Linked DNA regions of Mus musculus: region 2 is linked to region 1. The links are chromatin loops, found by intact Hi-C in ENCODE. Cell type or tissue: gastrocnemius. All regions are shown on one strand. Each heading gives the region's core, and the rest is flanking DNA. Links, peaks and the distances in the headings are about the cores only.

Region 1 (5,569 bases), core at 596-4,595:
TGAGTGATAAATAAAATGTGGCATATCCAGATATAATGGAATATTGCTTAGCCTTTCAAGGCATGAGACACTGACATGTTACACCATGAAAATTGTTGTACAATTCCATTCACATGAAATGTCTGAAGATCTGATCTAGAGAGACAGAAAGCAGGGCAGTGATTGCCTGGGGCTAGGAGGGTGAAACTGCAAAGGGGCATGAGGGTATAAGTGGTCTATAATTGATGGGTGAGGAACTGGAAATCTAAATGGATGAATTCTATATCACATACATGGCACTCAAGCTATTAACTCTCAAACTCTTCCAGCTTTGGATTCGAGGCCTGTCCTTACAGATCCCCATTACCCCACAGTCAGAGTGAGGCAGCTGCCAGCCTCACCTCTTCTTTGCAAGCTCCCAGAGACTGTACATCCTTTCCACATCACCATGGCTGCTCATGGTCCTCTCAGTAGTTCTTATAAGGGCAAGGCCCTCAGACTACTCCTGGGTTAATGTAGGAGACATGACTTGGTGCTCTCACTGCCTGCCAGGCAGTTCATGTGGCTCCTGTTGGCTTCCTTGGACTCTGCAGAATCCAGGCTAAGCAAGCTATGGAGCAGGTCCAGACCTCTCCGAGTCCTCCCTCTGGCAGACGGTATCCTCATGGTATATGTCTGTGTGTGTCTGTGCTCTAGAGGTGCTCAAGGGCAAGACCAAATCTTGCTCAATCTGTAGTCTCTGGTATTTTCTCAGCAACTGGCCAAGACTTGGTCAACTGGCCCTTGGGCATTACTTGACTTTATGTCAGAATTTTAAGATAATTTCCACCTTCCAGTATTCTTAACCTTTGCCTTATATGTGGGCTGGAAGAAATAATTTCTAATAAATCCGTGCCCATAAAGCACTGCAGAGTTAACGAGATGTCTCTTCCACAAACAGGGTAGAGAGACTCTGAGTGTAATAAAACAAACTGTTGTGTTGTTGGGGTACACATAGCAGGAAATGAGGTGGCCCCAGTTAACTCATGAAGGACTGGATCCTACCAATGACCGCTGAGCCTGTAGGTAAATCCTGCCTCAGGGCACTGTGGCTTGGAGCAAGGATCCAGGTAAGCATTGCCCAGGTCACTGACCTATAGATACCATAAGCCATAGAACTTAAGTCATTTGTTAAATATGACCAGGCTTGGCTAAGGAACCTCTTCCCCACACTTTCATGTCCTCAGTACTTTGTATAAGACAATTAAAAAACAAAACAAAACAAAAAACAATTGAGTGCTAAAAAGAGCCACCTAGGAAGTCATAGTGCTGGTCCAACAAGGGGTGCACTGAGGAGGGATATGCTTGCTCTTAGTGCTGTCCAGGTACCAGTCTTCCCAAGTAGTATCCTGCACCACCTTTGAAAGACATTGGCATCTTTCTGTCAACATTTGCTCATGATGAGCCTTTTGGTATTGCTCTTCCATGCACCTGTCAGGGGCAAGGATTATTTCCTGGAATATCAGCTGTCTCACAGTTTGCATGTAATAAATACTGGATGGCCATAGATCACAATGACTTCCTAGGTAAAAAGGCCAGCTCACCCACAGGCATGGGTCAGAGAGCTATGAGATTTGGCCCATTTGTCGGGTGAATAATACCAAAACAGCCATTCAGAATTTCTGGTAAATCTGGCCCCTTCGGTAAGTCACAGGATGGGAGGGGTGTATCAGGGACCTGTTTGATTGAGACTTTTGATAAGATTGTATTTCTCTGGGTTTTGCTTTCTCTTGCCTCTGCCCATTAGAGTTGCCATGCAAGAAAGCAGAATACAGCCAGCCCCCCATGTAGGAAGTGTGTGAAGCCGCTAAGCCTCAGGCAAGTCTCACATGACACCAAGTGAACAATAACAAAGTAATATATCACATTAATAACAATATTGGCTGAAATATGTTTGATTTATAGCCCATTTAATTTATAGGCATATGTATATGATTTCGAGTATGTTTATATACATATGTAATAGAGAATCCAGTCCCGTCTAGTGGCAAACTGTATATATAGCAGTGGCCTTGTAGGATTATAGTGAAACATCTCTGAGGATTTTATAGCTGTGGCTGTCACAGAGATCACAGCACAACCCATTTCTACATGATTGTAGTGGTGCTGGTATAGACAGACCTACTGCACTGCCAGTTATATTAAAGGACAGCAAATAGAACAATGTGTAATACTCGATACTCTAGGATACTAAATGATTCTGTTTGTGGGTATATGGTTCATACTATCATGAAGCATTTCTACTTAAAAAAAAAAGTTTGCCTCATGTGGTAGCATGCCCTGTAATTCCAGCACTTGGGAGACCAAGGAATGTGGACAGTCTAGGCCAACCTGGGCTACAAGGTGAGAGCCTACGAGCGACACCCCCAGCACCTCAGGTTTTATTTCCTGCCTCCTGATTTTTGTTGAGCATCTAGGTATGCATTGGAGACTCAAGGATGTCCGCATGGTGACACCAGATAGTGACTTATTTTCCCCCACATGTCCTGTTGCTAAATCATATTTGAAACAGTTGTATGTCTTTGTTTATTTTTCCTATGAAAATACTTTATGTTTCACTATTAGTGATTTCCTGGATTTAATATTATTACAGACAATTTTGTAAGAAAAATGGCATGCCAGTTTTGGTTTTGTTTGTTTCTTTTTGAAGTCTCTCGGGATCTTCTTGTGCTTGGTGTCACATTCATTTCCCTCTAAAAGGCTGACTGGTCAGAGCTCCTTCCTGTTGCGCTGGGAGTTCACTAGAGGGCAGCCTATGCCCATGTTTATATAGCAGTGAGGCTTCACCACACAAACCAAGTTAGGCTTCCGTGTTTCTTAGAAGCATGGCATTGTCACTGTCCACCCGATAGCTTTACTTTGGGTAACAACTCTCTGACCACTGCCAATGGGCAGCCTCAGTAGGGGGAGCGAAGTGTGAATCAGAAATAAATGTGAACCATCAACTCATACAAAAATATGAACACACCCCTTCCTAGGTTTTACTTCCTCCTTTATGTTTCTAGCTTTCCTTGATTGAATTTCTGTGAAGTTAAGCAAATACTGTACTCATTGGCACAGAAGTGAAGAACTAGCAAAACTATCCAGGTACAAACAATAACATGAATTGCAATTTGTGGAATTATATATATATATATATTTCTTCCTTGGTATCTAGGAGGGCTGTTACCAGGACTCCCAGATGCTCAAATATCTTATAGAAAATGTTATGGTAATGCATGGGGCCTACATGTTGTTTGCATCATTTACCATTATTCATAATGTTAACACAATGCAAATGCTGTGTAAATAGGTGCTGTATTTAGGGGTTAATGGTAAGAACTGTACATGACCAATAGGCATAGTTTACTGGGTATGGGTGTTAGGGATTGAACCCAGGGTTGTGTACATGATCAGTACACACTACACACTGTAGCACTGAGCTACACTCACTTGCATCATTTCTATAAACAGATGCTATCCATCAGTGGACGGTTGGCAAATCCTTCTTTGTGTGATATCTTGTCTCAAGGCAACAGTAGAGCAGAAGACAGACATAGGGAACTTGCTCAGAGGGGAAGGTCTCAAGGCCAGTCTGATGCAGATGATCTGGACTATAGTAAAAGAATGGAGCCACCTGAACAGCAGGCAAATAGTAATTAGTGGATAAGAAGCTAGGATGGTGCACAAGGCAAGGACAGACAGTCTGTGACTGGGGCTCCACAAATTTGTGAGGAATTTTGCTGACCTTGAATCAGCTTGTCAGCATCACCAGCAGCTGCCCTTTCTCTTCCCTTGTCCCATTGTTGTGGGTAAAGGAAGTCACTGTAGGTTACAGGAGTTCCTGTTTTCAGATTCCAAATAACAGTGGAGAGAAAAGATGACCCCCCACCCCAACAGAAACAGCCACTGGCTACATCTACATCATCCTAGAATTCCTGTCACTTCTGCCCAAGACAAGGGGAGAGATTATGAAAGGATGGAAACCTCTCTTTCCCAGCCCACCTTCCATTTAACTAATGTCTAAGGCCTAGGGTAGGAGTTGTGGAAGCTGCTCTCCAGCTAGTGTAAACATCAGTGGGCTAAGGCTAAGTGGCTCCCTGTAATCGTCTGAACAAAATTTGGTGAGACAAGGTTCACTCTAGCCAAGAGGTTCTCAACCTTCCTAACACTGCAACCCTTTAATACAGTTCCTCATGTTGTAGTAACCCCCAACCATGAAATCATTTCATTACTACTTTATAACTGTAATTTTGCTACTGTCATTAGTTATGATATAAATATCTGATATGCTGGATATCTAAGATGTGATTCCCAAAGGGGTTGTAACCCACAGGTTGAGAACCGTTGCTTTAGTCTCTACCACCCACAGGAAAAGAGGTTATCATGAATTTGTGTAGAAAACATATCCTGGTATATGTCTCTTGTTCCTGGCACCTTAATTTTTGTAGTTTGGGCTGGCTAATTTTATGTCAACTTGACACAAGCCAAAGTCATCTGAGAGTAGGGAATCCCAACTGAGAAAATATCTCCATAAGACCAGGCTGCAGCTAAGTCTGTAGGGCATTTTCTTAATTAGTAACTGATGGAGGAGGGCTCAGCCCATTATGGGTGGTGCCATCCCTTGGCTGCTGGTCCTGGATTCTATAAGAAAGCAGGCTGAGCAAGCCATGAGGAGCAAACCAGTAAGCAGCAACCCTTAATGGCCTCTACATTAGCTTCTGCTTTCCCTTTCCTGCCCTGTTTGAGTTCTATACTGATTTCTCTTTATGATGAACTATGATGTGGAAGCATAAACAAAATAAATGGTTTCCTCCCCAGCTTGCTTTTGGTCATGGTGTTCTATCAAAGTAATAGGAGCGATATTGAGTAAGAACACTGTTGTTTTTCCTTCAAAAGGTTTCTTTTCAACATAGTGTAGAGCAGAGTAAGACTTTCATAAGAAAGAGGAAACCGGTGGACCACACCTTCAATCATCTTGGGTGTTTCTGTGTGGAGTGGGTAGTAGGGAAGCAGCATGTTTATCCTGGGACTCTCATGGGAATTCTTCATGGGTTTATTTGCAAGAAAATGCTGCACAAACCACCCGTGGGAAGAGTTCCCATGGAGACTCTTCCAAGCCTGGCTTGGAAGTGGCCACAGTTTCCTTTCAACCACTGCAGGTACAAAACATCACCGAGGGCCAAATATTTTTCTAGTTTGTCATCTTGGCAAGGTGGACTTTAGAACGTATTTGTTCAAATTATATCCCTTAATAATTTTTCCAGATTTGCATCAAAGAGGAAGAGGATATCATATTTCTTTTACTCTGGGTTGTTAAGCACACTGACAGGGAGGCCAGAGTTATGGGGTGCCCTCCCAGAGTCATGCAATGGCTGCCAGTGGCTATGAGAAAGCCAGGACTAGTAGCAACTTGCACTTTAGCTGAGAGATTGTCTTCGTGGATTCTTTTATAAAGGAGGGAATTTAACTGGTGGGGAAAGAGTAAGGTGCTATACTCCTTCAGTGTTTTGCAATTGCAGGCACAAAAGGAGCTTCTAGTCTACCTCACCTTAGCTCAAGCAGAAGGCAG
Region 2 (5,569 bases), core at 994-4,993, 450 kb after region 1:
CACGTGTCATGGGTCTTCTGGAGAAGGAGCTGGCATATGCCATGGCTCTCTTGCAGCATGTTTCCTCAGTCAGTCACACTCATGGGATATCAGCTCTGGCTCCCTCCCCTGCCTTCTTCCCTGCTCCTCCACCCAGTGGTGTGCAGCACCGGGGAGGGACTCAGCAAACCAATAAGAAAGGAGTCTGGGAACTCGGGTCAGCTACATTTCTGGGTACATAGAGCAAAGGAAAGATGCTCAGGAAGTGAGCTGTCAGACTGAAAATCACTGAACCCCACACAAGTTCCGATTCTCTCGCCTCCCCACTCAGAGGGTGTGGCAGCAGAGAACCACTTTCTTTATTGTTCTTATTAACTGTGACCCAAATCTGTCTGTCTGAGGAAGTACAGGCAGCCCCAGTACAGCCTTCACACTGCTAACTGACAGCCCAAGTCTTATCCTCCCAGCTACCATGGGAATCCGGGATCGGGAATGAATCCTGGGATGCAAGACACTTCTGTACAAACTCCTGAAGCTATCTGCATGCCTAATCTTTGCTAAATGTGAACTGCAGAGTCAAAGATGTGGAATCTTTACTGGACTTTCCAGAATAGATTTGGAACAAGTCACTCCTCAGATGTCTATGACAAAGAGTTCCTAAGGCCAGTATAGCCCTGAGGACACTAAAGTATATTGGTCTCCAATCTCTCAAAGTCCTAGATCCAGGCCACTGAGGGATATTGGTCAAAATGCTGGTATTTCACCAAAGATAGTCCCCAGAAGCTCTGGGTTCCTCCTGCATCCCTAGGTTACCCTCATCACGCTGAACCAGCAGTCTCCTGAGCACACAGATGGAGTCTATAAACCATCAGTGCATCCATTCCAAACCAGCTTGGAAACGGATGGCTCACCAAGAATCACGAACACAAAAGCAGGTACCACAGCAGGCTCAAAGCCTAGCCCGACACACACGGCTCTCCCTATGCCTGAGCTAGCTAACACTGGAGCAAAGATTCTGTGACAGTTTATATTTTCATTTCTTCCATTCACTTAAAAGCAATACCTTAAGAAGAGTCATCACTTAAAAACCTAAGAAGGGTTATCCAAAATTTACAACAAGGAAAGCCTGAGCTTATCGTGTGTCTACCTGCAGGGGCCATCAGTTTAAAACGACCACTTTGCTAATAGTCCTGCAGCACTGCCCTCCCCAGTCGCCATCTACACACTGATCAACAACCTCCTGAATGGGAAGTTACTCTTGGATCAGTCTCTACTGGAGGGTGGTGCAGTGACTTGAGGGTGAAATGTCCCCTGTAGGTTTGTGTGTTTGAACACTTAATCCCCAGCCAGTCGTGCTGCTTTGGAAGATTGGGGTACCTTTAGGAGGGGATCCTCACTGGGGTGAGTCACTTAGGGGTGGGTTTGTAGTTTCATAGCCTGGCCCAACTTCCTGTCTACTCTGCCTCTTGACTGCAGCTACAATGTGACCAGCTGTCTCACACCCCCACAACCATGCCTTCCTCTATACGATGGGCTGTATCCCTTCTAAACTGGAAGTCAAAATAAACCCTTTCTCCTTTAAGCTGTGTCTTTAGTGACAGTAATGAGGAGAGTAACCAACGGAAGTGACGTGGACAAAGAACTTGTACCTTCAAGCTCAGTAAGGCCTTGTTGATGTTCATATTATGGGACTGCAGACTGCTGTGCTGCTGGTAAGCCACGACATTAGCACGTATGCACACTGACCCCAAGTACAGCTGTTTCCAACCTTGTTCCTGCTACCTGTGCCTGGAGAACAGGTTAGTTCTGCTTGGTTGTCCTCTATACAGGGCTCAGCTGCATTAAACAGGAAGATTGTCTGAAGACTCTAACAAACACTTAAGTCTCAAATAATACTCATTATTACCATGACACTTGCTCATGATTTTCCACCTGTTGTCACACAAGAATAATAATTAAGAAACTGAAGAAAGTGTTATAATTAAAGAAATATTACAGTGCCTGCAGCCCATTTTCAAACAAACTTAAAATACGAATTCCTCACATGTCAGTTTAGAACCCACAGCAAAAAAAATCACTAGCTGGTTTAATTTTTTAGGCCACATCCCTAACTCTAGAAAACAGTTCATTTTCAGGTTAACCCCACACCCTGTGCAAGGATCAAACTCAAGGTCTCGCCTTGCTAGGCATGGTTCTGCCTCTGAGCCATTCTCTAGACCGCAAGATGCTTTCATGTTCCTATGTTCCTATTCTGTAATGCTTAATTTATAGTTAATTTTAGAATTGTAGGTAAGCCATGAAGGCACAGACAGGACTCCCACATGACCCATAGCAGCCCCCCTATTGTCAATACTTCGTACAGTTAAGGTCCCTCATCACATTCAGGGAATACCCAGTGGATGATGCTACTGAGTGTAAAGCCCCTTCATTGGGGTTTCTCTAGTGCCTCACTACTGCTACTTTCTTCTGCTACAGATGCAGTCCAGAACTTGGCTACACTGAGCTGTCGGGATCTCCTTGACTCTGATGGCTTTGGTCTGTCCGTGTTTCTCATGCAGGCCTTGTGAGGAATTCAGGTGAGCGACTTCACAACTCTTCCTTGGAGCTGGATATCCAGGTGGCTAAAACTCGGTGATGATATGTCACTGGGCAGAATCCCACAAGGCATGTTGAGTGCCCCTCTGTGGAAGTATGGGGCATGCGTGTGTGCATGTGTGTGTTGCAACAGTGTGCACAGGCCTACTGGCGATGCTAAACCGGGATGGGTAGGTTGCTTTCTCTTTGCCATTATCAAATATCTCAGAGAACAAGGTCTTAATACTGTGCAAACAACCCTGTTTTTCCTTGAACTTCCCCCATTGGTCTTAGCTTATCTCCATCACTGGAAAAAATTTGCAATATTTCCCAGTTAGTGTACATGGTGTTGTAATGGTGATTTTCCTAACTGTCATTAACCCTTCAGGTCATCAATTTCCTGATTCCTTTCTTCTGCAGGTCTTTAACCAGCCTCGGAAGCATTCACAGTACCGCCTTCCTCCTTTCTAAGTCCTCCCTAGCATTATATTTTCAGTTTACTCCAACAACAGAACAAAAGCCTAAGCAATATCCTTTTGTTAACTAGATGACCTGTCTATCTCTATATAGTAAAGCTTATGGCTAAGATCGAATGGATACTGGATTAATGAACAACAACAAAAAGTATTCCCTATCAAACCTTGATGGGAACAACTTACTTCTGTGGATGAAATCTACGGGTTCTACTAGCATATCCCAGAGAAGCTGAGACCTGAGACCTCTGTTTCCTTAGTGCTACGTAGTCATGGCTGCACCGCATCCGTGTGCTCTTGGGTTTGATAAACATTTAGATCAACACAGGAAATGAATGCTTAAGTCTGAGTGGCTATCCTTGCCAAAGCACTAGAATATTGACAGGATTTCTTCAGTACAACCAGTGCCTGCTGCCATCTGGTGGAGCCCTCACCACCTACAGCCTCAACATCCAAAGAGAAAAAACAGGCCTCTCAAGTCCCAGGCTCCATAAATCAGCATCCCCAGATAGGGGAATCTGTGGCAACTCCATGGCACCCACCGGCTCTCCAAATGCCAGAGTGCAGGAAGAAATCCCCCAAGAGAAGAAGAGAAAGGTCGGTGTAGGTCTTCACCATCGCCATCTGTTTCTTAAATGGAAAGACTTGGAGGGAATGAAGTGGGAGGGAGGGTTTGCCTTGGTGACCCTTGAGGGTCACAACACAAACAATAACCAGAGTCCAGTGGAGGAGCCCCAAGATCTGGATATGATATGACAAGATCAAAAGTCATCCATTGTTCAGACAACCCAGACAAACTGCCTCACTACATGCAATCAGCTGAATAGAAGGTTCTAGAGCTCAGATGCCAGTTTAAAAAAGACCCCTAGGCCCTTAAACTGCCTGCTCTCCTCTAAGATAACCAGGAAGTTGCTACACAATGAACAGCCCATATGGACCACCCACCCTGTGCACTCACGGTCGTGGGTTCTCCCGCAAGTGGTGTATGCCTATAATTCCAATACTGAGGAGGTTGACATAGTTAGGGAGGACTGTTGTAAGTTCAAGGCCAGCCTGCGCTAAATAGTAAGTTAAAGGTTAGCCTCCCAAAGAAATGAAAAAATAAAAAAATAAAAAATAAAACAATTATCTGGACAAGTATAGCCAGCTTTTAGGAAAACAGCAAGCAGGCCATGGGGCCCCTTCCTTCCTCTGTAGGCCTCACGGTGTTGACTTCCCCTTACAGTGGCTGACTTTCAGTGCTAGAAGGCTCAGTACAATGTCAATGCCAACAATACCAAAGCTAAAAGCTTCCCTAAAGCCAACAGCCAAATTCAACACCTCCTCAAAGGGGCTCCCTCACTTCCGCAGGTCGGCCACTGACTCCAGTCATTACCTCAGAAATGCTTTCCTGGGGCTGAAGATACGCTCAGCAGTTAAGAATACTTGATGTTCTTCCAGAAGACCCACACTCAGTTCCCAGCACCCACCTGGTGGCTCACAACCGTCTACCACTCCAGTTCTGAGAGCTCCAGTGCCTTCTTTAGCCTCTGTGGACACCAGGCACACACATGTAAATATACATGCTACAGACGTGCAGACAAAACACATATACAGACACAAAACTAAAATAATAAATATTGTTTAAAAGAATGCCTCCCTAATATTTTCATCGTCATTATATTCTTTCTTAAGTATTCTAACTAATATGTCAAATTAACTCCTTTGGAAGTAAAAATAACACACTTGGCAGTCACCAAGTAGAAGGTACTTAACGCTGCTTAGTAAGGATTCAGCGATCATTTTTCTGAGCCAGGGAAGTGACCTTTCTAGAGCCCAGTCAGTGGTAGAGGCTGAGTCCACCCACCCCATAGACACACTGGAAAGGGCCTTGAAACCACAGCCACTAAGCACAATCCTCCCACGCCTTCACCACAGTCCTCCCTCACCTTCATCACAATCCTCCCATGCCTTCACCACAGTCCTCCCTCACCTTCATCACAGTCCTCCCATGCCTTCACCACAGTCCTCCCACACCTTCATCACAGTCCTCCCATGCCTTCACCACAGTCCTCCCTCACCTTCATCACAGTCCTCCCATGCCTTCACCACAGTCCTCCCTCACCTTCATCACAGTCCTCCCATGCCTTCACCACAGTCCTCCCTCGCCTTCACCACAGTCCTCCCACACCTTTACCACAGTCCTCCCACGCCTTCATCACAGTCCTCCCATGCCTTCACCACAGTCCTCCCTCACCTTCATCACAGTCCTCCCATGCCTTCACCACAGTCCTCCCTCACCTTCATCACAGTCCTCCCATGCCTTCACCACAGTCCTCCCTCACCTTCATCACAATCCTCCCACGCCTTCACCACAGTCCTCCCACACCTTCATCGAGGCTCTTACCTGATATTTTAACAGGACTTTGAAAGCTGGGTTGGATCTTATGGACATTATCATTTTTTAACACCTGATCCAAAGGCGATCTTTCAAAGAAGGTGAGAACAACCTCAGACCTGGAATACTGGGAATAAACACAGTGATTACTGATAAAGCTCTCCAC

What was found. Hi-C counts contacts between places; a loop is a spot of excess contacts. Peaks named below come from ENCODE experiments on the same cell type or tissue, not always from the same donor. Only the 100,000 strongest peaks of a DNase experiment are listed, where the experiment ranks them.
Region 2: a loop joins it to region 1, with 14 times the contacts of the local background. A loop is called at or near these places in 39 of 42 quality-filtered maps.

Annotation. Positions count from the first base shown.
Region 1 is chr13:34,184,904-34,190,472 of GRCm38, forward strand. All of the region lies in intron 9 of Slc22a23 (solute carrier family 22, member 23), which reads right to left. Among named protein-coding and RNA genes, the nearest start is that of Gm52037, 10 kb to the right of the region's middle. In gastrocnemius, for the core only: a CTCF peak has its summit at 2,759 (motif pointing right); a DNase peak (open chromatin) is centred at 2,775; H3K4me3 peaks cover 255 bases; H3K27ac peaks cover 495 bases.
Region 2 is chr13:34,632,753-34,638,321 of GRCm38, forward strand. It overlaps Pxdc1 (PX domain containing 1), which reads right to left. Exons shown (of 5, transcript NM_025831.3): 3 at 5,413-5,530. Among named protein-coding and RNA genes, the nearest start is that of Pxdc1, 17 kb to the right of the region's middle. In gastrocnemius, for the core only: a CTCF peak has its summit at 3,449 (motif pointing left); a DNase peak (open chromatin) is centred at 3,449.